Linked DNA regions of Homo sapiens: regions 1, 2, 3, 4, 5 and 7 are each linked to region 6. The links are chromatin contacts, found by Hi-C or POLR2A ChIA-PET in ENCODE. All regions are on one chromosome and are shown on one strand. Each heading gives the region's core, a stretch centred on a gene start or an enhancer-like site at or near the end of the contact. The rest is flanking DNA. Distances are from core to core; before and after follow the strand shown.

Region 1 (3,644 bases), core at 621-3,120, 8.2 Mb after region 6:
CGTTTGGTCTAATTACAGTTAATAATCCTTGTTGGACAACTGAAACATCTGAAACATTCTTTTTTTTTTTTTTTTTTTTTTTTGAGACGGAGTCTCGCGCTATCCTCCAGGCTGGAGTGCAGTGGTGCAATCTCAGTTCACTGCAACCTCCACCTCCCAGGTTCAAGCAATTCTTATGCCTCAGCCTCCCGAGTAGCTGGGATTACAGGCACCTGACACCACGCCCGGCTAATTTTTGTATTTTTAGTAGAGATGGGGTTTTGCCATGTTGGTCAGGCTGGTCTCCAACTCCTGGCCTCAGGTGTTCCGCCCACCTCGACCTCCCAAAATGCTGGGATTGCAGGTGTGAGCCACCACACCTGGCCTGAAACATTATTTAATAGCAGAATGATTCCATAAATTGTGGCCTATCCACACTATGGAATACTCTAAAGACACCAAACAAAATGAAATAGATCATCAGGTATTGACACTGACGGTGCCCGAAGTTATGCTTTAATGAAAAACAAAACAAATTACACTTCCTCTGCCTTCTACACACACACACCCCTATTTATGCATGAATGTGTATAGGTATATGCATATAAATGCATGGAAAAGGAATGGAATGAGACATATTCAACTGTTTAATGGTGAGTTTCTTAGGGAGCAAAGTTGGGGAGGTGTTTAGTTTGGGGAGGGAGGTGAAGGGAGATTTTAAAATGTTTGTGTATTTCATTGGACTCTTTTGCAAGAAGACTGTAGTCACGCAATCTGTGGTTAATAAACCAAGATATTAAACATATTAATACTGGTCACTTCCGCACAGAGCAATGGTGAGGGCTGATGGGGTACTGAGGCCTTTTGAGGCCCTCCGAGGAAAGACAAGAAGCATACATTTCTTTAGGAGAAGCATGAATGGCCCCTCCTAAAGAGGCCAACTGATGGCAGGAATCTTGGTGATTAGTAGAGATGATCAGTTCCAGGAGTAGTCAGAGCTCCAGTGTGAGGGAAAGTGAAAGTAAATAATTTCTCAAAGTAAACAGATTAAATTAAATGCATTTTTCATTCACTAGAAAAGAGAGCAGGCCCTCCTTTGTTTTATTAATATATTTTAGTAGAGTATGGATTTTTTGTCTTTTTTGGCCTCTTTCCCTTGTTCCCACTGGCCCGTGCTGTCTTTTTATTTGAATTATCTGTTTATTATATTAGGTTAAGAACCCAAAGGCCATTTTGCATGGGACACACTATAAATACCCATTATCATGGTTATATATTATGGAGCTGATGAAGGAAGACAATTTATGAAGAAATGAGATTATCTCAGTTCTTGTATAATCTGTTGTATCGTAGTCTGAAGACTACATATGCAGTTAAGAAAACGAACCGCATCTTGCAGTTGGCAGTTGTCTCAGTCCTGACTGCACAGCTGTGATATTAGGGAGAACTAAAATGTGTAAGCCAATCTATTTATGTCAGCAATCCTCCCCCTCCCTCCCCATTCATACACACCTATTTCATTCATCATTTTGACAGTTTGCACAAGCAAACCGTCCTAATTTTTTTTCAAGAGCTCTTTTCACAAATTGAGTGTGATGTAGAATTAATCATACCCGTTAGGCAGGAGGTGGAGGACTTTATTGCTAGAGGGCATTTTTCACCCCCAGCATTCAGCTTCCTCCATATTGCATCACAGAGAATTCTCAACCACCCTCAGCCTTCCCTCATCCCACAGGGGCACAGCGTTCTCAGCTGCCTTCAACTCAGTGAAGTTTGGCTCTTACTTCTGCGTTGAAAATATTTCTTTCATGTATTACAACTTTTTTCCATTTTCATCACAGCAAGCCATCATTATACTTCTTGTTATTTGGCCTTCTTGGGAAATCCCCTCCTGCCCATTCTTCCCCCTCCCCTTCCACTCCCCGCCCCCTCCCAGATCTTTCAAAACAAAAGTACTTAGAAACAAAGATATTTTAAGACATCAGCTTCAAATGGAAAGTACTACTTATGACGCTTCCCACTGAGGAAGTGGCAGGCGCCTTATTGGTTGTGCTCCTGCATTTTACTTAGAAGTTTTCTAGAATAATGCAACAGAGGAGAAGGGTAAAGAAGTTCTAGTTTGCAACGGTGACAATTGAGAAAACTTTGGTGCACATTTTTTCCTATAGACTTGCAACTTGAGTTTTGTGTGTAAAAATGTATGCCTTATGCCAACCAGTGTTTTTACACATGGAGGAAAAAAAAATCCCACCTAATCGCAGTTAACCATTTAAGCTTAAAATTCTGGCTCTCAACGCCTATGCGAGTTGTCCTTTCCTTCCTTATTACAAAAGAGGACAATCTGAAAACTATAGTCCAGACTTAAAATTGTGAAGACACCGTTAGATAAATATGTACTGCTTTGCTCTGTGGCACTTCAAAAATTATATAGACTCTGACAGTTTAGTGGAAGGAGTAGTCTTTATATCTCAAAAGCATGTAGGTAGCCCTGACAAATATTAGTTACATAAGCCTAATAGTAGCTATACTCAAACCAACACAAAGTTGCTTTAAAAGAGAGAAACTTCCTAAACCTGTTCTCATGCCTGCAGACGCTTAAGGAATTGGATCTGAACTGTAATTTTCAGCCCAAACTTTCAATAGCATGAAAACCTCACTTCTTCCATGAAAGAACTTTGAAGCAGAAATCAGAAACACATGCTCAGGTCCTGACTCAGTGGTGAACAAGCTGGGTGACTTTGGACAAATCATCTCCGCTCGAGGTGCAGATACTGACTTTCATGGTCCTATGCAAAGCTAGGAGATTAGGACCTTTAAGTTATTTTATGATTCCACACTTTAGCTTCCTTTCTCCCATATGACATTATTTCTGCCCTTATTTTCACCTGAGTCGTGTCCAAATAGTCCCTCACATTTTTATAAGCGATGAAAACATTGCTTTTATATTTTTTACTCTACTGTTTCTGTTTCTTGGAATAGAGATCAATGTCCCTATTTTATGGTTTTGTGGTGACTGCAGTGCTGAAAGCCTTGAGAAACGCCACAAGCAGAGCCCAGGAATGACAATGGAATGCTGAGAAAGGAGGCAAAATTAAGATTTTGTAGGCTCCTGTATGAATTTTAAAATTTTTGGGGGTTCTTATAAGATTTTTCCTCTATATTCCTAGTAAAATAATTGGAATTTAGTAAAAATCATTGAAGAATTTTTTTGGTTACATAAACAAAACCTTAATACCCTTAAATTTTAAAGAAAATTGTGTACAGAAGCCATTGTTTATTCTTTTTGGACATGTAGACATTTATTCACTCATTGATTTATTCAATATTTTTACTATATATATAGTTATCACATGTTGTATGTGTATATATATATATGTATGAAGATATCCAGAGAAGCTATGTTCAAGGAACTCACAGTCTGTTAGAGAAAATAAGATTATTTCACGAATCTTAATACAGGAAAGATATGTGACATAACAGTAGGGCAGCAAAGGAGTGGTGGAGGTTAAGAGAAGGGGGAGGTGATTGTGAGTCGGGTGTAATGACAATGAGACTTTGCATGTCTCTGAGCAGGACTTGAAATATTAGTTGGATTAGTGAGTGAATGAAAATGAGACACGCTATCCACCACCATCTTCCTGTGAAGCATGAAGTGACTTTTAGTG
Region 2 (3,599 bases), core at 1,098-3,597, 5.8 Mb after region 6:
TTACACTTACACACCTCAATTCAGACTAGCCACAAATTGCTCAACAGCTGTGTGGCTACTGGCTACTATATTGGACAGTGCAGCTCTAAAGGGTTTAGAATTAGGAGTTACTCACAGGCAATGGTAATATACTACTTCTTTAATTTCTCTTGAATATTATAAATCAACATATGTTTACTGGACACCTACCATGTGCCTGCCTTCCCCTTTGCCTATAAAGATGTTTATGGTTTCCCATTCTAAATGGGTCCTTTTCTTTTCAACCCTTTAAGTAGCTGCTTATTGTCACCCCTCTTTTCCCACCCAGATTTCTGGAGATAAAATGCCATTTTTATAACTTTTCTCCTGTTAACTCTAATTTACCTCTCAAGCTGTTACACTGGATTCTATAATCATATCAAGACCATTTTTATTCAAGTTACCAATGACAAAATTGCCAAATCTAAAGACTTATTTCAGTGTGAGCTGAAAAGGTTGTTTTACCTTTCTATGTCAGGTACTACGGATTTTTTTTTTTTTTTTTTTTTTTTGAGGCAGGGTCTTGCGCTGTCACCCAGGCTGGAATGCAGTGGCACCATCTTGGCTCACTGCAACCTCCACCTCCCGGGTTCAAGCGATTCTCCCACCTCAGCCTCTCAAGTAGCTGGGACCACAGGCACGCACCACCATGCCCAGCTAATTTTGCATTGTTTGTAGAGACAGGGTTTTGCCATGTTACCCAGGCTGGTCTCGAACTCCTGGGCTCAAGTGATCGGCCCACCTGAGCCTCTCAAAGTGCTGGAATTAGAGGCGTGAGCCACCACGCCTGGCCAAGGATCTCTTACTTCTTGAAATTTTCTATTGGCTTCTACAGCTTCATTTATTTATCTACTTCAGGGTCACAAAGCTCTGGCTGTTTTTTTCTTGACCTTTTATAGCCTTCTTCTCTGCCTGCTCCTCAAATACTGTGTATTTCTGGCCTTGTTAGACTTGTTTCTATCTTAACACATTTTCCCTGAGTGTTCTCATCTACTTCTAAGGTTTAATTTACCACGTACTGTATATCTCGAGAGCTCTCATATGATTATTTGGGCTCAATTTTTCTCCTATGTCAGTAATTTTTTCTCCTAGACTAGTACAGATATCTTTATTGGAATTCCTTTTCACAGGTATTTTTAACTTAATATGGCATTCAATGCAAAACTCATCTTTTTAAAAAATTCGGTCCAACTTTTATACTTTCATCTTAATTAACAGTACCACTCGTGCTGAAGCCAGAAACCTAAGACTTTTCTTAGAACTAACTCTCTCCCTCATCCTTCTCAGGGCATAAGCCACTAAATCCTAACTTGTTTCTCAAAATGTTTTGTGAGTCAGAACTATGCCTATCACCATTTCTTCTTTGGATTGTTTCAACTGCCTCCTCCCTGGCCTGTCAGCCACCAGCGTTTCTGGAGAATACTCCAATTTATCCTCAGCGCATGCCACCATTAACTTTTCTTTACAAAGACGTGAATTCTCTGCTTAAAAACATTTGCTAACTTTCCATGGTCTATAAAAAATAAATCCAAATTCTTTGTCTTGCAAGGTTCTTAACTATTTTTCTGGCTTCATGTTTCTATGACATCATCTCCCACCTATTCTATACTTAGGCCATACTGAATTTCCCAATTTAGTACCTTTACCCACGTATAGGTCTGAGATTCTGAGTCCTAAGTCTGCTATTAACAAGCACTGCCCTGATACTACTGCAAATGGGTCTCCACACCACACTTTGAGAAACACCGCTGTGGAGCCCATCACAGGGACAGTGCCTTATTTATCCTTGCTGAGCTAATGAGCTCTTGCCCGAGTCCACAACTAATAAGCATGTAAAAGGCGGCAGAGCGCCGTGGCAAAGGAGCACAAGAGAGCCCACAGGAGAGGATGGGATCACAGCACGTAATGATGTCCTGACCTCTGATCCAAAATAAAAACGGCTGCAAGTGAGTAAAGAGTTTCAAACTCGGGTAGTGTGGGCAGTGGAAAAGTCAAACGAAGAGTCAAGAATGTGCTCTGACGCCTCTCCCCCGGGCCCGACCCTTACCGTGCAGCAAGTGCTCAGTCTCCCGCAGCTCCCGCTCCTTCTCGTTCAGCAGTTTGATCACCGCCAGCAACTCGGGCCTCCTGACCTTCAAATGGGCTTCAGACCCCGCCTGGCGCTCGAGGAAGGTCCGCAAGGGCCCGCCCCGGGTGAACAGCTCCTCCAGCGGCGGGCTACCGGAGCTCAGGGGCCGGCGGGCTGGGCCAACGGCCCGGCGGGGCCAGAGCCACCGGGCAGCGCCCCACAGAACCCGGGACCGCATCCTTAGTCCGAGATCGCGGACCCTGACCGGAACCGGAAGTTCCGGACACAGCAGCCCTCGCGACAACACCCAGAATTTGGAGATAAGGGTGAGAGCGCACCAAGCCCCGCCCAGCGCAAGCGTTGCTTTTTAAAGGATTTTCCGGAAGCCTTGGCGGGAACTTCCTGCCAAGCGTGAGAACGCTGCGAACTTCCCGGAGGCCAAAAGTTGAGGGGGCTGAGCGGAGCGTGATTGGGGAGGGGCGGGCCTGGGAGACCTTGGGCGCCTCCTCTGAAAGCCTCTTGGTAGGTATCCGGTTGATGGGTGACGTGTTTGGCCGGAAAGGGAGAGCAGCAGATTGCCCCTCTGTTTTCTGATAGTGAGGATTTCTTTCCCATGCACTGAGTCGGGGCCTCCAGAGCCGCAGTGCAGGGCAGTCGAGGGTCCGCTGCAGGGCGGAGGTCACAGCCGCGCAAGTCGTCAGTCTCCGGTGCAGGGCTGCCGCTGAGTCTTCAAGAGCGAGTTTTATTATGGACAGGCGTGTGTTTATTCCTCCTCCTTTTTTCCTGCTTATGTTTCTCTTGTCCACGGTGGGTGAGGTTCGTGGTAATAAGGACTTGATAAGTGTATTATGAGATAACCACTGAATGAATTTGCACAATAGACGTGCGTGCCCTTCATCTGCCGCGTCATTTACTTGCTTTCAAAGGACTTTATTATTCACCTGCCCATTCATTTTCACTTAGTCCCACTTATCGTCAGCTTTTTAAAGAGGTGGAGTGATTCCGTGTTACAGCAACCTACAGCCCAACAAAGCCTTCAGATATCTGCCTCCAGGAGTCCAACCCTCATCCCTTTCCAAAGAACTGGTAGCGGATAGGTGCCAGCAATACCGACATTTATTGGCACAATGCTTTGCACTTTTCAAAAGACCTGTTCACAGCTCAACGGAGAAATAAATATGAGGGAATAAACACAACCAAGACAGTCCTGGGAATGCAAGGGCTAAACGCTCAATCTGAGAACTGCCACTACCTAACTGGTTTGGGCAGCGTCTACTAAGTGGTATTTCACTGTTGAGAGAGGTGATATATTAGAAGTACGAAACTTCTAATTTATTCATAAAAAATAAAATGGTAAAAAATGGGAACCCTTATCAAGGTTAAAATATCCTTAGGTCATCTAATCGAAACTGTTAAGTATAAACATTCTTAGAAAATAACGTTTGCATTGCCTCTCTCTTTTCATCTCTTAGCACGATAACAAATGCAGAGTGAGTGGAAGAATGAAATGACT
Region 3 (3,525 bases), core at 608-3,107, 5.1 Mb after region 6:
AAAGCCATCGAATCACGTTATTTTACAATGGTGACACACATCTTTTATTTTCTGTTGGATGCAGAACCCCATTCCAGATGATTGCTGGAAACTAAGGCCATAATGTCTTAAAACAGAGCCTTCTGGGCTATCATTCCCATGACCTAATTTTTGTTCATCCCACTTTCTGTAGCCCAGGAGAGGAGATGACATACTGAGACACATGACAATCATAGTTTGTGCAACTATAACACCTAATAGTGTGTCCCTGGAACCAAATGCAACAAAGTCTGAGATTCATACCCACGATCTAATGGAAACAGAGAATGGAGTCCTGCATCTGCCCAGAGATTATTGCTAGAGGAATGCCAACTGGGAGGTACCTGGTTAACAGAAGCATCTGTATTAGCCACAGGTGAAGGGGAGCGACAGGCAGGTGGAGAGGAAATCTCACTGTTGGTTCCCTCCTCCCCAGACTCCTCAGTGACCGGTGACAGCAAAGTGTGACAGCGACCTGCAGTCATCTGCCACGTAAAATGTAGCCCAAAGGACATGAAAATCAATTAGCTATGTTAACATAAGTCCTGTTCAGGCACAGGCCAAAACAGAGTTAATTATAAAACGAAGGTTAAAATTACTGGGACCCGAATTCACATATTAATCCTGTGTTAGTATTTAAAAGTTCTGTCTTCAAGAGAATATGATGCTAGTAATCATTTGTAAAACAATCAGGGATGGGGGTGCATATGACATTGAAGTTTTGTTGTTGATTAAATACTTCATTATTTTCCTTTCTTTGGAGAGTTTGTGGCTTTATAAATAACTGGAAAAATCACGAATCATACAAATGAGAAAAGGTCTGTGAAATAAAGCTTGGTCTTTTGTGGACATCTCAAGTTTCAAATATGGTAGGAAGATAAATGCACCCAAAGTACTGTTATTGCCAAATGGGCTCAGGTATGGTTACTCATTACCTGAGGCACAGCACATATAAGGGAAAACACACAGCACTGGGAAACATTATAGTCACCAAAATACTCAATGCATTTTAGATGGCAAGTGTATAGGAAAATAGTGGTGCAGAATAGAAAATAACAAAGTTGATTTATTTTAATCCAAAGCCAAGCTTTAGACGGTCTGTTTTCATATTTTTCTAACAATAGCTGTTCTTCTAAATTGTATTACACATTTATACAGTAGAGTACATGCACATATGTAGTTAGCTAGTTAGCGTGGAGACCACAACTAAATATATATGCCATGAATTTCCCATCCCCCAGACAACTAAAACACTGTGCAAGTAAATTATTGTTTAAAGCTCAGAGCCTCTCAGTATTATTGCGAAATTATAAACAAATACAGGGTAGACCTCTGACATGTTAAGTAATTCAGCTGTCTCGAGCACATAGTTTCATTTTAACTGTCATTGTTTACAGTGTCAAAGATTGGCCCGGCCCAACGGTAGTCAAAGAGACTTAAGGAATCTGTTCCTCCCTCTGAATCTGCAAGATCGAAGGCTGGTCCCTGAAATCAGCCACGGAGAGGGAACATGGAGCCACTCGCCAGGCTCCAGTCAAAGAGCAAAGCCGCGGGGACCCACTGGATCCTTACCATGACCACAGAGGGGTGGGCCGAAGGCGTGGGGAGGAGCTCCCCATCCAGGTCCTCTGTCCCTTCCGCCAGCCCCTCGACCTCGGTCACCGTCAGCAGCATGGTGGCGTGCTTGGCTTTCATCGTCAGCATCTTGCACTTGGAATTCAAAGAAGCGATCTGCTCCTGGTAGCCCTTAATTTTCTGCGCCAGCTCCTGAGGAAACATTTCCCCCACCGGGGTGTCAGAGCAGCATCAAAAGGAAACAGAAGTAGTAGCGTTCATCTTCCTGCAGGGCGAGCCAATGAGCGCGCAGAGCCGCGCGGGCCCGGGAGGCAGGATGTGTAGGCGGCGAGTCCTCCTGCATCTCGCTACCGAGCCAGACCGCAGGCTGCGCGGCGCGGCGCAGGCACAGCCAAAGTGCCCGAGCCCGCGTCCCCGCGTCGGTACAAAAGGAGAAATGAGGGGATGAGGCCGAATGAGTGGTTTCTAATCGCGAGAGGCCCCATATGGAATCATGAACTTCCGCAACATTAGGAACTGACAACTCTCTTTAAAAGCAGAAAGCATCTGAAATTTACCAGATGGTTCCTGCCATGGAAATTAGGTCATGTGATGGCTAAAACCACACCAAAAAAAATGCAAGGCTCAGCTCTTACCCTACTGAGTACATTCAACAGAGATGACAGTCATTTATTTTACATAGGGTCACATACTCAATAGCCTGTCTGTTCCTATGTCTCTAAGAATTTTTTTTAGATAGGCTAGATATTGCATATGGAAATCCCAATTTTTAATGCAGATTGACCCCCCAAAAAAATTTTGTATATTCATCAAATTTTTTCTTGCTCACTTCATCATGTCTCAAATGTTGCTGAGGCTTTAACTAGAACTTTAAACTTGAAATGCAATTCGGATTTAGTGTCTTTTAATTTCACTTGCTTTTGAAAAAATAATTGTTTTTTTGTTTTTGTTTTTGAGCAGACAAGAATGAAAAAATATATTATGAGAGATAGAGGTTTTAAATATTTTATTAAGAGCTTATTGGAAATATAATCTGGATAGCACATAACCCTTAAAAAGGTAACTATAGATTCATTTTAGGAGTATGGTAATTCTAAAATATTAAAGTTTTACTTTCTTGCTTAAATATTTTAAGTATCAAATATTAAAATTATACTTTATTGCATCTTTAAAAAACGAAAATACATATTTCAAAACATGATTCCTAAAAGTACAAAACTATTATTCTTTTTTTTTTTTTTTTTTTGGCTTCTTTGTTTCAGAGGCTGTCATTTATTGTGCACATAGAACACATTTTGTGGGCCGGGTGCAGTGGCTCATGCCTGTAATCCTAGCACTTTGTGAGGCTGAGACGAGGGGATCACTTGAGATCAGGAGTTCAAGACCAGCCTGGCCAACATGGTGAAACCCTGTCTCTACTAAAAATACAAAAATTAGCCAGAAATTGCTTGAACCCGGGAGATGGAGGTTGCAGTGAGCCAAGATTGTGCCACTGTACTCCAGCCTGGGCAACAGAGTGAGACTCTGTCTCAAAAAAAAAAAAAAGAACACATTTTGTGACAAAAATATTAAATTGTAATGTCTTTAAAATAATTGTGTACATACATACACATACATTCATATATATACACACACATATACACATGCACACACACATATGTACACATAGTCATCCCTCAGTAACTGAGGGGCGTTGGTTCTAGGAACCCTCTTAGATACAAAATTCACAGATATTCCAGTTTCTGATGTAAAATGGCATAGTATTTGCATATAACCTATGCACATCTTCCCAAATACTTTAAATCATCTCTAGATTACTAATAATACCTAATACAATGTAGATGCTATGCATTATAAATAGGTGTTATACTGTACAATTTAGGGAATAATGACAAGAAAAGAAGATCAACATGCAGAGATGCAACCATCCTT
Region 4 (3,562 bases), core at 724-3,223, 8.2 Mb before region 6:
AGACATCCCACCTTTAAAAAAGCAATGTAAAACACAAGACCATTTAAAAAGATCGAACTCGTTCAACTTAGTCATAGTTAATGCAGACTTAACTTCTAAAACAGAGACCTGTGTGTGGACATTTTTATTCTTCACAGAATTTTTGTTGGAAGAAACTTGCCTTCATTCTGTGGATGAACATACTTATGCTTGAAAATGGAAAGTGCCTGACCCAAAGTCACACTGCTGGTTAACAGCAGAGTAGGGTCAAGGACCCAGCCTTCAAAACCCTGGTCCAATGCTTTGCAGTCCACTACATACACCTATACATGTGGCTTTAAATTTTGGAGATGTGGATAACTAGCTTGGATCAATATAAAAGATGAAAGCTTAAAACCTGTTCCTAACATACTGTTTAGACAGACTCCTACTAGCAGCTATGAATCATTAAACAGAGTAGCATTAATGCTCACCACATACATTAGATAAGAACTTCTAGGAAGTCCTCTGTTTCAAAAGCAGATATGATAAAAAAAGGCTTTAAACCTACAGGGTTTGCTCCTCCAGGGCTTCAGATTAGGGCAAATAACGCACTTCTGCCTACCAGCTGTTCAATACTCATCTCCCAACCCAAATCCACAAGTTCCACAAATGCTTTCGAATGCCTGTTGAAAAACATTGTTCAGTCTCATCACATACACACGTTCTACAGATAATTACAACTTCTTGTATGCCTACTTGTAAAACTACTAAGTAGTTCACATTTTAAAAAATTTCCCTAAGAATTTTGCTTCCTTTAAAAAAACTGCTTCTTCGATTCCTAAATCTATAGAACTCACTTTATCACGTCTTCTCGGTTAATCCAAGAATTAAAAAAACCATTTTGCCCATACTGATAACTTTACTACTCTGCAGGATCCGAAAAGCTCTCTATATGCCAGGTTCTAGGATTCACACACATTAACAACCTAAGATCCTTCAAGTGAGATAGCTCTTGCAGTACAGAGCACAGATTCTCAGGGTCGTGGGGGATACCGGCTGAGGCTCTTCAGACCCCCACCACAGGAGTTCCGTCCTCTAAGGGCAACCCCCTCCCCCTTGGCCGCGGCGCGAGTCCAGGCCTCCCGGGCACCTGCGGCCCCTGCCCGCTGCGGGGACCCCCCGAGGAACCAGCCCCCCGCCGGGCCCCAAGGAATCGGCGCCCACTCCCACTCCTGGAGGCCAGTGACTGCAGGCCTAAGCCGCCCGCCGGCCCCGGGACGCGACGTTACCTGTAGGACCACGTCGTTCGGCAGCTGCGCGGCCCGGAACAGCTCCAGCACCCGCCCGTTGACCACCACCTTCTTGGTGCTCTCAATGTCGCAGTAGGAGAAGAGATCTGAATAGTATTTCTGCTCCGCATCGCTCAGCGTTAAGCCTTCCATCTTCGCCTCCGGCTCACGGCCGCCCCGCCCCGCATGCACTACTCGGGGCCCGGCCCCAGGAACCTGGGCCGGCAGGGGCTGCGCGTGGCCCGGCCTCCTGCTAGCTTCCCGAAAACGCCGGCCCCGGCCTCACACGCGCCAGGTGCGCCCGAGCAACAGGGCCCGGAGGTCGCGAGGAGGGGGCCCGGCTGCGCTCGCCGCGCCGCTGCCTGCGAGGCCCGGCGCGCGGCTGCGGCTGCGGCTGCGACTACGGCTCCGGCTCCGGCTCCGGCTCCGGCCGCGGGGAGGGTGCAGAGAAAGAGGCGGGGGCCGCGGAGGCGCGAGGCACTGGCGGACTCCGCCCCCGCCGCGGGTTCGAGTCTCCCCGGCTCCCTGCCGATTCCCCCAGACTTCCCGCCTCGGCTTCCCCTTCCGTCCACGCCTCCGGAGCGGCAGCGCTTCCCGGAAAGTTGTGGGGCTTCGAACCTAAAGTTTCGGGGGATCTGGGCTGAGCGTGGCCGCCGCTCCGCCTCCCTCCGCCGCCATTTACAGTGCCCCGGCCCGGCCCCGACGCGCCCGCACCAACAGTGACAGCGGCGGCCGCGCTCCAGACCCGGATGTGAGGCCGGGAGGAGAGAGCGCGAGAGGGAGAGAGAAACACCCACCGGGCTGGCTTGGCCGCTCCCGGGAGAGGGAGGAGGCCGCAGCGCCCCCTGGTGGCCGGCGCCCGGCGGCGGGATGACCGAGCCGCCCTCTGCGCGGAGATCTCAGCAGCAAGACCCCCGGAAAGGGGGGTGCAGTGGGAAACAGCCGGCAGCTCATTAAGACCGAGATAACTAAGATCCGGGTTGCAGTTTTTATGTTTCGCAGTTTCTGGTCCTAAGCGTCTGAATAATTGGATTGAAAGGGGAGCCTTGTTCAGGTTATTATCATTCTATCTGTACCTTTTCGGTACAGATGAAGATAAATGCAGTATTTCCATCTGTTCTGAAGGGCTATGAACATCCGGGCTATGAACATCCTGGCTATCCGGGAAGCCTCCACGTAGACACCAACATTGAGGCTTCATCTCACTCGTGCTTCAAGCCATGTTTACCTGAGAAACAAAATGTGCTGAATAGAGGGGAAAACTGGCAAAGTTGTCCTCTTTGTTCACCAGGTCATTCCGGTCACTGGGAACTTAATACTCTACATTTATACCTTCAACTCTATCAACTCATGTAGGCCCGGGGCTGCCCACAGGGGCTGCCTTCCGTATTTTCTCCTTTATGAAAATCATGGAGTGGCGCTCTTTTAATCTGCACCTGTCCCAGAGAGGGGATTCTTCAGCTATTTCAAGTAGAATATCTTAAGAATTTATACTTAGCAAATATAAAATACTTCAAAGACGGGAGCTAAGGCAGAATTACCCAGAGTTCTGGTTTTTATTTTGTCTTCTACAAGTTGTTTCCCAGAGTGCGGATCCTATAAATGACACATATGAGGAAATTATTACAGGTTCCCAGTCATTTATCTGTAATTGCAAAATTCAAAGCGCACTGAAAACCCAAAGACTTTTTTTTGTAACCCTTTGGAAGTAAAACCTGCCCTGCCTCATTTGGAGGCAAAATCTAAACTAAGCTTGCATGAAGCTATTTCTAGCCTTTATGGATCCCACTTAGTGTCAATATTTACTCATTTCACTCCAGGTCTTTGTAGAATGTTAATATGTACACAGTCACAGGCATTCTATTATCTTTCTATTTTTTAAGAAAGATAAGGGATTTTAGACCTGTCAATGTCTTCTGACTTGACTAGTAGTATTTGATAAAGGTAAGTATATACTATCCATTAAGCTTATTTCCCATCTCTAAGACTTTCAGTTTGCTACAGCAGCCCCTCATGTGTCCTTTCAGGGCACCTGCAGCAAGTGATCAGACCCCCCCCAGACAGCTGCCTTCCAAAGGTGTAAACAGAAAGAGCACAATGGGGTAGGGATTGGCTCACAATTGTCTTTGCATCTTTTTCTCTGCCACCTCTCCTAGGCCTTGCAGCTCTTGTCGGCCCCAGGGCCTTTGTTCCTGCCATCTAAAATAGTCCTTCCACAAACCATGGCATGGCGTATTCTCTCATATGGTTTCAGGTCCCTGCTCATATGTCACCTCCTCAGAGCAGCCTTCCTGCAACAGCTGCTGTAAAAT
Region 5 (3,304 bases), core at 804-3,303, 5.7 Mb before region 6:
ATTTCCACTGGCTTCATTGGCACAACATCTACAAAAGTATGTATAACATCGTGATCTCAAAAACAAACAACACAAATTAAAAATCAAACAAGCAAACATCTCTTGACCTTGCCTGTGGTGCTTTTCAAAAGACTGGGAAGTGGAAAAAGGGGACGTTCTGTGCTGAGGGTAAGAAAAAGCAGAGGTAATGAAGTATGACAGTATGAGATTTATTAGGAGGAAATATGAATATCAAATTATTGGTATTCTACTTAAGACTATGAAGAACAAAAGTGGATAGACAGGGAATCACAGGGGAGAGTGCCTCCTGAAATTTTATAACAAAAGCTGCATGGCACCTTAGCCATTCAAAAAATATATTCAGGTTTGTTATCCATAATAATTGAAGTAGGCCAATAGTTTTCAAAGTTCAGTTCAAAGTTTGGTTCAGTTAATAGTTTACTCTGCTTCATAAAATATAGAATTCCCTTCTCATCATCAGCGACTTCAAACCACAATGCCTTTTTAGGGCCAAGAAATGGAGCTATATAATAAACACTGCACAGATTCTGGAACAGGCTCTCTGGAGACAAAAGACTGAGAAAAATTCAGAAGTACTATCAGAAAATTGTCAGTCACAGGTTTAAATGGATGTGATGAAACTAGTTATGACTTAGTGGCTACTGATGGCTTATCATGCATTTTTTTAATGGAAAATGTCTTTCCTCCAGAACTTTAAAATTTGGAAATATTCATATACTAATATATTTTATGTAATAATATTAGAAGAGGAAGAACCTATATTCACATATTAATTATCATTTTTCTCACAAAGAAATAGAGATAAACCAAGACTAAGACATGGTCCCAAGATCACACAGCAATTAAGATTCAGTCCTTATTTACTATTCATTTCATTCTCTGAAACTGCAATTATATTTGCTTTCAAAGAATGTTCCAGAAAAATATAAGTGTAGAAAAAGAATAATATAGACATTAATTTCACTAAATAATATAAGCATTTTTTTTTTCTTTTTCTATCAGCTGAAAGCAGCCTAGGAGTGTTAATCCTCTTGGTGTTTCTCAACCAGACTCTTTTGCATGATAAAACAATTTTACTCTCATTGGTCTATTCTAGCATTTAAGTTAATTTTCCAACCATCTAAATTCCAAGTGTGCACCATAGAGGTTGAGCTTTTCTATCCATCTGCTACACCAATACCGTCCAGTCTATGCCAATGATTGAAGGGTATAAAAAAAGGGCCGTGTGGTCGTTTCAGTTTTGTTTTGTTTTGCAATGCAGACGCACTTGGAGCAGCAGGTCAATGAATTCTGGGAACTGCATCTTTTTGACACATGAGACCTTTGCAGAATGAATCAAAGTTAAATCCCATGAATAAATGCTAGTGTTTAATAATCATTCCGTTTATGGAAGCTTTATTGTGAATTCATAAAAGCAAGGACAATATTTCCTTGCAAGTCCACAAATCACCATCATAAGCAAGGCAATCGTGAATAAACTGAGCTGGACTGCATAGCCTCTTTGGCAGTTGCTAGTATTTAAATATGGATGGGAGAAGCAAAGACTAGGAGAAGTTGTCCTAAAGCAAGCAAATGACAGCTCCCACAAATAAAGGGAAAAATGTTAAAACAATAAACAAAAGAGAAACAATTACTTGCTCATTACAAACATGTCATATTGCATTCTTTATTTTGATTGTGGAAAATTAGCCATTGACTACCAGGAACAATTGATTTTCCTTCACAGCTGTTTTCTAATTACATCTGAACACTGAAAATTCTAGTGCAGCCATTCAGCTGTACAAAGAGAATTTTCTTTTATTATTTTTGCTATTGCTGCAAGCTCTGCCCAGAAGCATGACTATAGTTAGATGATCTGTACTGTATATATGTGGTGTTTGTATTAAAAGCCATGCTTTTCAGGGATGTTATAAGAACTCAAATATTTTAAATTACATAGGGCAGAACTTGGTGTACAAGCTGTTTTGCCCAGATGCTATTACGTAGCTTTCTCTTTCTTTTTGCCATCAAAACAAGGAAGAAGATAATGAAGATAGCTTAAATCGGTACATCCGTTTCTTAGTCACTGCATAGTCGTCAATTGGATCTATTTTTGTCATTGTGGCTTCTGATGAGTGTTTTGGCACAGTCTTACTGGGAGGGTGGAGGGTGATGGGCAGTTTCCTGTCAGTTAATTCTGTGGGTAAATTCTAAGCAAAGAGCATGGAGATTATTAACAGGCAGGATTCCAAGGTTTCAGAGAAGCAATTGAAATTTTTGGATGCTTCTCTTCAAACGCTTTAGAATTTTCCTCAAAATGATTTCAGTTTTAAAATATGGCCAGAAATATGAAACTTGCCCTTGGGAGTTTTCTAGGACTTGCGGTTAGTGAGTTCTGGAAAAATAGTTAAGATACTTCCTTCAGAGTTTAGGGTCTCTGATTAATCTTTACCATAATTTAGGTGAAATCAGCTCAGCAATGTTAACAATTCAGCAAAAATAAAGTGAAACCTTAAAATGTTTTTTTTCCAATGGAAAAAAAAACACAACATTTCAAGCCTGGGTTATTAAAGCAAAAACTGGGAGCTCTTATTTATTTACTTATTTATTTTAATTTTTTTAATTTATTTTTATTTTTTGTAGAGACAGGGTCTCACTATGTTGCCCAGGCTGGTCTACCACTCCTGGCTTCAAGCGATCATCCTTCCTCGGCCTCCCACAATTCTGGGATTACATACGTGAGCCACCACACCCGGCCAGCTCTTTGTTGCCATTTATTAAATATTTGCCCTCTTTAGAGGTAACTTTAATCAGGTATCTGTTCACTGGATGGCAATTTTTTAAGTCTTTGATCAAAACTCTAACCTCTGTAGTTCCTGTAGTAACGCAGTGTAACTTGAAATTTGCCATTTTACTTGGAAGGCTCAAAGATTCCTCAATGGCCCATCTTATTTTAGTATTTCCTTTGCCAAGATTAAGATTGAGGTGATGATTGTTTAATTAAATTAAATTTGGCTTGAGGCTGTCTCGGTACCGTAGGTCCCTACATAACAAACTACAATTTAACTAAACAAACTGAAAGCCTAATTTAGGAGTATATATTGTAACAAATTGCTAGGTCTCAGCCAGTCACAGCCGACTAGCTTCAGCCAATCACAGGCTGCCAATTGATCAGACCATGTCCAAACAAGTAAAAAATGCTAAGCTGTAACCAACCAGTTTCTGTACCTTACTTTCATTTTCTGTCCATATGTACTGCCTACCTACTTTGCAGAAGTGAGATCTCTGAACCACTCTGCTGGCT
Region 6 (3,632 bases), core at 217-2,716:
GAAAGATCTGAGCAAAAACTTCATCCTATCCCCCTTTCCCCGTTCTAGAGTGAAGCTCCCAGGGCATTACTGAGTGGCTCATCAGCGTCAGGGCAGATTGAAGGTTCTGAAAAATAGTGGCAGCGCGGCGTTTCCTGCCACCCGCGCTCCTCCCCGGCGAGGGGCTGGGTGCGGGGTAGTGTCATCGGCCCGGGCTGACACCGGCCCTGGAACCGTTCCCCGCTGGCAGCCTCTTCCATCCCAGCAGCTAACTGCTAAGACCAGACACGTTCCACCAACAGTAACAGCTGTAGGAAAGAACCCGTTTTTTCCCGTCTAGGTTTCTCTCCTTTTCCTAGTACCTAAGTCCATCATCCTCCTGCCACTGACATATCGTTGTCTAGACGCTCTTTTTCAAAACTCAAATCCAATCAAACAAAAACAACGCCCGTCAATAAAGCAAGAAAAATAATACTGCAGCCAGCGGCCAGGAGCGTGCACCCCATTAACGGCGAGAAAGCATCAACCCCTGCTGTAATGACTGAATTGGAAAGAAAGGTTTCCTGCTGCTTGTTAGTCGTCAACATTTTTACTATGCCAGCTGCAAGAGAAGCAGCTGCATACTCTGGCAACTCGACTGGGGTGGGAGAAATTTAGCCAGCGTCTGGGATTTTCGCAGAAGATAATTTAAGCCCCAGCTTCGCTCGGGCTGGGGGGCTGGGGGCCTGCTGGGCCAGGGTGGGGGAACCGGGCTGCGGCGCGCATGCGCAGGTACCGCAGCCCGGCTCCTGGGAGGCCCTGCTGCCGCCACCGCCGCGGCCCGCGCTGTAACCGCGGCTGCCGCTGCTGCTCCGGGCGGGCGTTGGTGCCGTGTGCCGAGGCGCCCTGTCAGGCGATGGGGAGCGGCTGGGCGGGGAGAGCCGACGGCCGCGGCGGCGCCTGAGGAACGCAGCCGGGCTCGGGAGCGGCGAGGGCGGGCCGGTCCAGCGGCGGAGGAGCGAGGCGGGGCGAGGCAGGCGGCGCGGGGACCCACACCAGGCGCCTTGTGTGCGAGGCCGAGCGGCGGCCGCGGACAGAGAGCCGGCGACCCCCGGCAGGAGGAGAAGGAGCCGGAGGACGCGCCGAGGGACTGCGGGGCCGGGGCGGGCGAGCAGCGGCGCGGCCGCGGGCCATGGACGCAGCGGCGACGGTGGCGGCGCCGGGGGCGAGCCGGGGCGGCGGCGCGGCGCAGAGTCCGCCCGCGGCCAGGTGAGGCTGGGCTGAGCGGGCTCGGGCGCCGCCGCCACTGCTGCTGCTGCTGCTGCCGGGCCGCGGAGCGAGGCGGCGGCGGCGGCGGCTGAATCGGCACCACAGCAGCCGCGCCAAGCAGCGGCGGCCTCGGAGGAAGAGGGGTCGCCGCCCAGGTTTCTTGCGGCCGCCGCTCTTGTCGTCGCAGTATTTCCTGTTCGGATTATCTTTTGCTTCCCCCCAGCTGCCTCCTTACCCTCACACTCCCACTCCTCCGTTTCCGCGGTCGAAGCTGCCTTCGGCCCCGGGTGGTCTCCCCCGCCCGGGGACCCCCTGTGCCTCCCCTCCCGGGCTGCGGGGGAGCCCCTCCGAGACCATGAGGAAATTCAACATCAGGAAGGTGCTGGACGGCCTGACCGCCGGCTCGTCCTCGGCGTCGCAGCAGCAACAGCAGCAGCATCCGCCTGGGAACCGGGAGCCGGAGATCCAGGAAACGCTCCAGTCCGAGCACTTTCAGCTCTGCAAGGTGAACGGAGCGCGCAGCCCCGCGACACCGTCATTGAAAAATTGGGGTTGTTTTAAGGGGGCTACTCGGGCTTTACATGGGAATGCAAGGGAAGAGAACGCCAATAATAATAATAATAACTCTAATAAAAGGCTCGCTCCTCCCTTGGCAAACGTTTCTTCGGTGGGTTGTTTTGGAGATTGATACCTTACTCCTTTTCATTGATTTTTCTCTCTCCCCTTTGCACATGCAGCAATCAGTTCAAGGTTGCTTCAAACTATTATCCGACCTTTAATCGTATTCTGACACTGCCAGTAATAACCTGGAAGCTTTTATATTCAAGCGTTTTAATATGATTCACCAACTTCGAAGTTTCCTTTGGAAACGGTGTCTAATGAATGTTGTTTATCAAAAAGCCAAACCTGTTCTACCACACCTTTGCTCATCACTTTTCCCTTAAAATGTGGTGTAAGTGGCTTACGATATGAAATCACAGGGTTCTTTTTATCATTATGTTTGTTAAAAAGTACTGAGATTTTTGCCTGTTAATGGCACGATAATTGCCATAGCGTTCTGTAATTCAGAAAGAATGATGCAGCGAATTAAGTCACCAGCTGCTTAATGAGAAACACAAACTTGCCTCGGTTTTAATACCTGCCTTTCTCATAAATAGCCATGTATTTGTATGTCAGAGTTAATTAAAAGTGTGCATATATATATATATATATATATATATAGGTCTAATGCCCTAAAATGATTATGGCCTTAATAGTAAATTGCAAAAATGTATGTTGTACTCATCTTCATTCTGTTACAAGTGTAAAATGTTGGGATAGAGGTTTGATTATTGCTCTACTGAATGCTTGACTAAAGTAATTATATGACAGCTTTTCCTTAGAAGTACTTGCGTTAGCATCCAAATAAAGTAATGATGAAATGAATACTGCCAAAATAAAGTATGAATTGCATTTAATGGGTTTACAGAATTTTGGACCATTGCAAACTTTAGTCATCTGGTGTCGGATGTAGTAGTATAGAATATTAATAAAAGATTTTCTTCTATGGAATACCAGTATTATGGAAAAGCGAAATTAAAGTATATCACTGGACTAGATTTTTGTTTGTTTCAGGTTCTATGTGAATAACTTTGTTAATGTAGGTTTCACTTATTTTTTCAAAAGCAGTAAGTGCATGTGTATGTGTTTTGCATCAGTGGTAGTGGTTCTAAATTCTAACGCCTCTATTGACTTTCTATTTTAAAATTTCGCTTGCTGCCTTGGTTGCTGTGATGTCACTTGCCCATCCCTAGACTGTTCGCCATGGATTTCCCTATCAACCCTCAGCCCTGGCCTTTGATCCTGTACAGAAGATCCTGGCAGTGGGAACTCAGACTGGTGCTTTAAGGCTGTATCCTTTCTTTAATTTTATTTTTTAACTTCTACTTTGTTCTCCCCAGTCCTTCTGTGTTGCTGATTAGTTCCAAAGAAAGTTTTTATTTTCCTGTTGGTGTGATTAGATATATACTATGAGAAATCATGTGTTGGCTTTTCCCTTGATTATAATTCAGCTTATATACTGCTGTGATGTTTCTCAGCTCCTAGTTTATAGTAGCTAAACATATATCCAAATAGAGGTCTAAAGTTTTTTTATGATAACTATTTTATTTGTAAGGAGATAGAAGTTTCTAAGGAAAAATATATCTGCTTCTATACTATTGGTGTGATGAATGAGGTATGTTAAGGATGAGGTTTAAAGACAATTACTTTTAAAAATATTATGCATGGTAGATATTGAACTTATGACCTATTCTAATAAATTAGAGATTGGATTTCAATCTGAATTTGGTTGTTTTTGGCATGTCCGTGTAGAAAAACAATTAGCAGAAGTGTAGCAAATTAATTTTCTATGAATAGTTATAAAT
Region 7 (3,714 bases), core at 861-3,360, 8.1 Mb after region 6:
TATCCCAATTTCATTTCTCTTAACTTTTCAGTTTCCTTGTCTATTGTTTTATTTGTACAAGGTCATGGACTTCAACATAGGTATAAATCCTAAAGCCAATGCCTCTCAGAGGGAACAGGAATGATACATTATGGAATAAATTTAATACTCTCCTTCTTTAAAATGGAGAGCTACAACAGTAGGCAGGTCTCTGCTCTCAAACTTTTCAGGCACATTGAAATACAAATGAATATTAAAGAAGCGCTATCAAATCAATGAGCTTGGATTTCAATCTTGCTCTCTTCTGCCTGAGCTTCTAACCTCAGCTAAGTACCCTCATCTCCGTTAACTCTGGTTCCCATAGAAAGAGTGGATAATATCTAGAATTTGAAACTTACTCCTGAAGATAAAGGCTCATGAGAAAATGTATTTGAAGGATTTTAAAAAATACACAGACCTATAACTTCTGCCCTGAGAATGGTGATTTATATTTAGAATGTGGCTAATAACAAGCAGAAAAGGCTGGTACTAGCTATTACTAGAACCAAAGAATTTTAGAGTGGGCAATCTTTTAAAGTAGTAGGCCCTTCTTCCAATTAAAAGATGAGGAAACTACTGGACATGGTGGCTCACACCTGTAATCCCAACACTTTGGAAGGCCGAGGCGAGTGGATCACTTGAGATCAGGAGTTTGAGACCAGCCTGAGCAACATAGTGAAACCCTGTCTTTACTAAAAACACAAAATTAGCTAGGCACGGTGGCTCACGCCTGTAATCCTAGCTACCTGGGAGGCTGAGGCACGAGAATCACTTGAACCGGGGAGGCGGAGGTTGCAGTGAGCTGAGATCATGCCATTGCACTCCAGCTTGGGCAACAAGAGTGAAACTCCATCTTAAAAAAAGAAAAAAAAAAAAAAGAGAAAACTTGAGTTAAATTATTTTATCCAAAGTCATATTGGTACAGGCAGAATAAAGACTACATGTCCAAGAAATAAAACATTTTATGTTTTCTGGAGTGTGCTTCATTTAAGTGAAAATGAACTTTTTGGGTGTGATTTACTGCTCTTTTCAACTTCTGAAGTGGGACTAAATAGAATGAAATATGAAAATCTCAAAACCTAAGTACTCCAGCCGTGACTTAGTAGACGTATTTGTAATATATTTTTGCAACCTCATCTCATAGAACATCACTAAGCAATGGTGATGGTGGTTAAACCAATATATAAATACATTCGTCAAAACTCATCAAATTGAGCACTTCAAACTTATTAATTTTATTGCACATAAATTATATCTCATAAAAAGTAACTTTAAACAATTAGGTGTGGGAATGTAAACTTGCTAAAAGTAAGCTCCTCGAGGAAACACCGCCTTGTTCACGCCCATATCCTACCCCCGGCACTAGCACAATGTTGCTTGTGTAATATGTACTTATGAATGAATATTAGCGCCCCCGAGGCTTAGACTGAACAGGTAAACGTTTAAAAAACGAATCATACGAGGGATACTCTTTTCACCAAGTTATTGATAAAATCCTCGCATCAATTTAAATTCTGGTAACTTTAAACTGCATGTAAAGCAACTGCAGTCAGCATGTGCTGTACTATTTCAGAATGATTGATTTCACAGTGACCCAGATTCCAATATTCACTAGCGCCTTTCACGACCCATGAACCCTTCCTCCCCTAGGGAGCTTGGCATTTATGCAGCCTGCCGGCAGGCTACACCCCCCCGAACGCGGAGTTTTGTGAGCAATCAACGCACTTCACGTGTCTCCTGGGCGGTGGGACCGGAGTTCTGATACAAAGAGGTCGAAGGACCTGACCAAAAGCCCGTCGCACGCCAGTGCCTGGACACCCGCCCGCGGGGACGTGCAAGACCCCCCGGCCCACGCCCCCACGGACACTGGGGAGACATCCGGGGAGCACTGCTAAGCCATCCACCTGTCAGCCTCAAGTCCAGGAGGAAATTCTGTGATAGCTGCTTCGCTGCTTGCAGTCTTAACAACTTAATGATTTCTCGAATCGTGGGCAACGGAGGGAGACGGCAAGTGCTGAGTTTTCCGGAGGCAGCCATGATACGCGGCAAGCACCATCCAACCCTACCTCACCCAGGACCTTCACCGCCGCTCCGAAAGAAACGCGCAGGGGAGGAACCTGCGAGACCTAAGGCCCGCCTCGGAGTCAGCCCCATTGGTCAGACCTATCCCACCGGAAGCGATGACCGCGGACAGGAAATTCCCGGCGTGCTGAGAGCGCATGCGCTAAGTCCTGCCGCGAGAAGGGCAGGCTGGGTGGTCGGCGGCTTCCGCCTGTGAGAGCCGGGGGAGAGCCGGGTGGACTAGGCTTCTCCTGGGCGGGCTATGGGGAGAGCGCCCAGGAGGGCGGGACGAGGCGGGGCCTGGACAGGGTGGGGTTTTTCGGAGGAGTTGCTCTGAGAGGTGCAGCCGGTTTACTCCCGCCCTGAAGTTCCCAAGGGCTTCCGGCTCTTTAACGTTCTAAATACCTGTCTGTGAATATTAGAGGAAAAGCGGGTGCTTAGAGGCAAAGCTACTGTTTGTTAGCAATTCTTTCTTACTGTGAGGCGTTTTTAGAACCGCCGCTCTGCAGATGCTGCATGATGGGTTTTTAACTTCGTTCAGCCTCAGTTTTTTCATCAGTTAAATGGAGCTAATGTCTACCTCAAAATTGTGAGCACTAAATGAGAGAGATCGCCTGGTGTGCACGTTCAGAACATAGTGCACGCATGGCATTGGGTAAGCTCCCACGTGATCAGTGGTGGCTGTTATTATTTGGCAGATGAATAATTGGCCAGTGTAAAGAGGTCATTCGATTTGCTAGGATTACAGCTAAGAACAGAGAGAAGACTGAAATATGAGTTCTGTCTTTCCGTTATACGAGATAAAAACAACGAAGCAAAAAAAAAAAAAAATTAAAGTTTCTCTGATAGGTGGGAGAATTTTGCTGTTTTAACCCTGCTTATGTTTGGACATTGCTGCGTTGATCACAAATGAATTTTAAAGTTTCTGTTCCTCAATTAGTAAGTTTTTAAAAAAGCTAATGGAAAACGAAACAACTATGGGTATGGATATAAAAATGAGGAGTACTTTGAAATTCCAGTGGAAAACTCAACCACCTTCTATAAAAGCTGTTTTAAAAGGAACTGAGATAATCTCCTAGCTTTAAAAAATAGTGATGACTACCATAGAGGTAAGGAGATTTGCCCAACGTGGCATCAAAATGTAGACTGGAAGTACAAACTCTTGATTCAGATATCTTATCGTCCAAAACACAGTATACCTGACAAAGCATTATTTCACAGTTATATTCATTATTTCCCGTACTCCTCACAATGGTCCCATGTGAATGAGATTATTATTCTTAGTTTGCTGTGAAGAAATAGGGGAGGTGAGGTCATTTGACAATGCCCAGAGTCAGACAGCAAAGTACAGAGAGAAGACAACCTGAGTTGTGTTTTTTCTGAGTTCTGATCTCACTGGCCACACTCAAGTATCAGCTTATTATTTTTAAGTTAATATGTGTTAATTTTGTAACATCTAAATATATAGAAATACGAATCTAGGTGTAAACATAAGCTTACAGTTTTCATATGACTATTTAAAACAATTGCAATAAATATATACAAAACCAATACAAATGGTCTTATTAATTGACAAGGATGAACACTGTTAAATCACGACACTTAGTGCTAACTGGCAGGTTTTCTTTTTTTTTT

Evidence for each region. A loop is a pair of places that touch in the nucleus more often than their neighbours do. ChIA-PET counts read pairs that join two places held with the same protein, here RNA polymerase II (POLR2A). Pooled maps may share reads with other maps.
Region 1: a map of naive thymus-derived CD4-positive, alpha-beta T cell shows a loop between it and region 6 (16-fold over the local background). The contact joins the enhancer-like site here to the promoter of STXBP5 in region 6. A Hi-C loop is called at or near these places in 1 of 168 maps with a recorded cell type or tissue (naive thymus-derived CD4-positive, alpha-beta T cell) and 5 of 50 pooled maps. POLR2A ChIA-PET finds 5 or more read pairs at or near these places in 1 of 52 experiments (activated T-cell).
Region 2: a loop to region 6 is called in a map of CD8-positive, alpha-beta T cell, with 6 times the contacts of the local background. The contact joins the promoter of MTRF1L here to the promoter of STXBP5 in region 6. A Hi-C loop is called at or near these places in 2 of 168 maps with a recorded cell type or tissue (CD8-positive, alpha-beta T cell and naive thymus-derived CD4-positive, alpha-beta T cell) and 11 of 50 pooled maps.
Region 3: a loop to region 6 is called in a map of naive thymus-derived CD4-positive, alpha-beta T cell, with 6 times the contacts of the local background. The contact joins the enhancer-like site here to the promoter of STXBP5 in region 6. A Hi-C loop is called at or near these places in 1 of 168 maps with a recorded cell type or tissue (naive thymus-derived CD4-positive, alpha-beta T cell), 2 of 37 single-sample maps with no recorded cell type and 8 of 50 pooled maps.
Region 4: a pooled map shows a loop between it and region 6 (8-fold over the local background). The contact joins the promoter of REPS1 here to the promoter of STXBP5 in region 6. A Hi-C loop is called at or near these places in 2 of 50 pooled maps.
Region 5: a loop to region 6 is called in a map of CD8-positive, alpha-beta T cell, with 20 times the contacts of the local background. The contact joins the enhancer-like site here to the promoter of STXBP5 in region 6. A Hi-C loop is called at or near these places in 1 of 168 maps with a recorded cell type or tissue (CD8-positive, alpha-beta T cell), 2 of 37 single-sample maps with no recorded cell type and 10 of 50 pooled maps.
Region 7: a loop to region 6 is called in a map of B cell, with 37 times the contacts of the local background. The contact joins the promoter of TFB1M here to the promoter of STXBP5 in region 6. A Hi-C loop is called at or near these places in 3 of 168 maps with a recorded cell type or tissue (B cell, CD4-positive, alpha-beta memory T cell and naive thymus-derived CD4-positive, alpha-beta T cell) and 8 of 50 pooled maps. POLR2A ChIA-PET finds 5 or more read pairs at or near these places in 1 of 52 experiments (activated T-cell).

The regions. Positions count from the first base shown.
Region 1 is chr6:155,416,686-155,420,329 of GRCh38, forward strand. The region is part of intron 10 of NOX3 (NADPH oxidase 3); the gene reads right to left. Among named protein-coding and RNA genes, the nearest start is that of NOX3, 37 kb to the right of the region's middle. RefSeq lists enhancers at 1,617-1,766, 1,867-1,926. Within about 2 kb of position 1,871, at least 9 of the 41 ENCODE cell types and tissues checked have a DNase peak (open chromatin) inside an H3K27ac peak, as active enhancers do.
Region 2 is chr6:153,000,362-153,003,960 of GRCh38, forward strand. It overlaps MTRF1L (mitochondrial translation release factor 1 like), which reads right to left and starts at 2,348. Exons shown (of 7, transcript NM_019041.7): 1 at 2,066-2,348. The coding sequence starts at 2,324. RefSeq lists silencers at 2,096-2,155, 2,166-2,275 and enhancers at 2,505-3,505, 2,596-2,705.
Region 3 is chr6:152,300,279-152,303,803 of GRCh38, forward strand. SYNE1 (spectrin repeat containing nuclear envelope protein 1) reads right to left here. Exons shown (of 146, transcript NM_182961.4): 92 at 1,591-1,785; 93 at 363-503. Among named protein-coding and RNA genes, the nearest start is that of SYNE1-AS1, 78 kb to the right of the region's middle. RefSeq lists enhancers at 1,452-1,501, 1,552-1,951, 2,102-2,171. Within about 2 kb of position 1,858, at least 35 of the 41 ENCODE cell types and tissues checked have a DNase peak (open chromatin) inside an H3K27ac peak, as active enhancers do.
Region 4 is chr6:138,986,280-138,989,841 of GRCh38, forward strand. It overlaps REPS1 (RALBP1 associated Eps domain containing 1), which reads right to left and starts at 1,974. Exons shown (of 20, transcript NM_001286611.2): 1 at 1,251-1,974. The coding sequence starts at 1,403. RefSeq lists silencers at 1,476-1,775, 1,966-2,205.
Region 5 is chr6:141,481,723-141,485,026 of GRCh38, forward strand. No RefSeq gene overlaps it. Among named protein-coding and RNA genes, the nearest start is that of GJE1, 650 kb to the right of the region's middle. RefSeq lists an enhancer at 1,900-2,039. Within about 2 kb of position 2,054, at least 16 of the 41 ENCODE cell types and tissues checked have a DNase peak (open chromatin) inside an H3K27ac peak, as active enhancers do; they include CD8-positive, alpha-beta T cell, where a contact is called at or near this core.
Region 6 is chr6:147,202,951-147,206,582 of GRCh38, forward strand. STXBP5 (syntaxin binding protein 5) reads left to right here and starts at 1,467. Exons shown (of 28, transcript NM_001127715.4): 1 at 1,467-1,732; 2 at 3,021-3,118. The coding sequence starts at 1,583. STXBP5-AS1 (STXBP5 antisense RNA 1) reads right to left here and starts at 1,664. Exons shown (of 11, transcript NR_034115.1): 1 at 1,463-1,664. LOC124901422 (a long non-coding RNA gene) reads right to left here and starts at 621. Exons shown (of 2, transcript XR_007059803.1): 1 at 1-621. RefSeq lists silencers at 650-1,069, 1,100-1,149, 1,170-1,249, 1,420-1,609.
Region 7 is chr6:155,312,374-155,316,087 of GRCh38, forward strand. TFB1M (transcription factor B1, mitochondrial) reads right to left here and starts at 2,111. Exons shown (of 7, transcript NM_016020.4): 1 at 1,923-2,111. The coding sequence starts at 2,055. RefSeq lists enhancers at 1,886-2,205, 2,204-3,194, 2,276-2,325, 2,876-2,925 and a silencer at 2,376-2,455.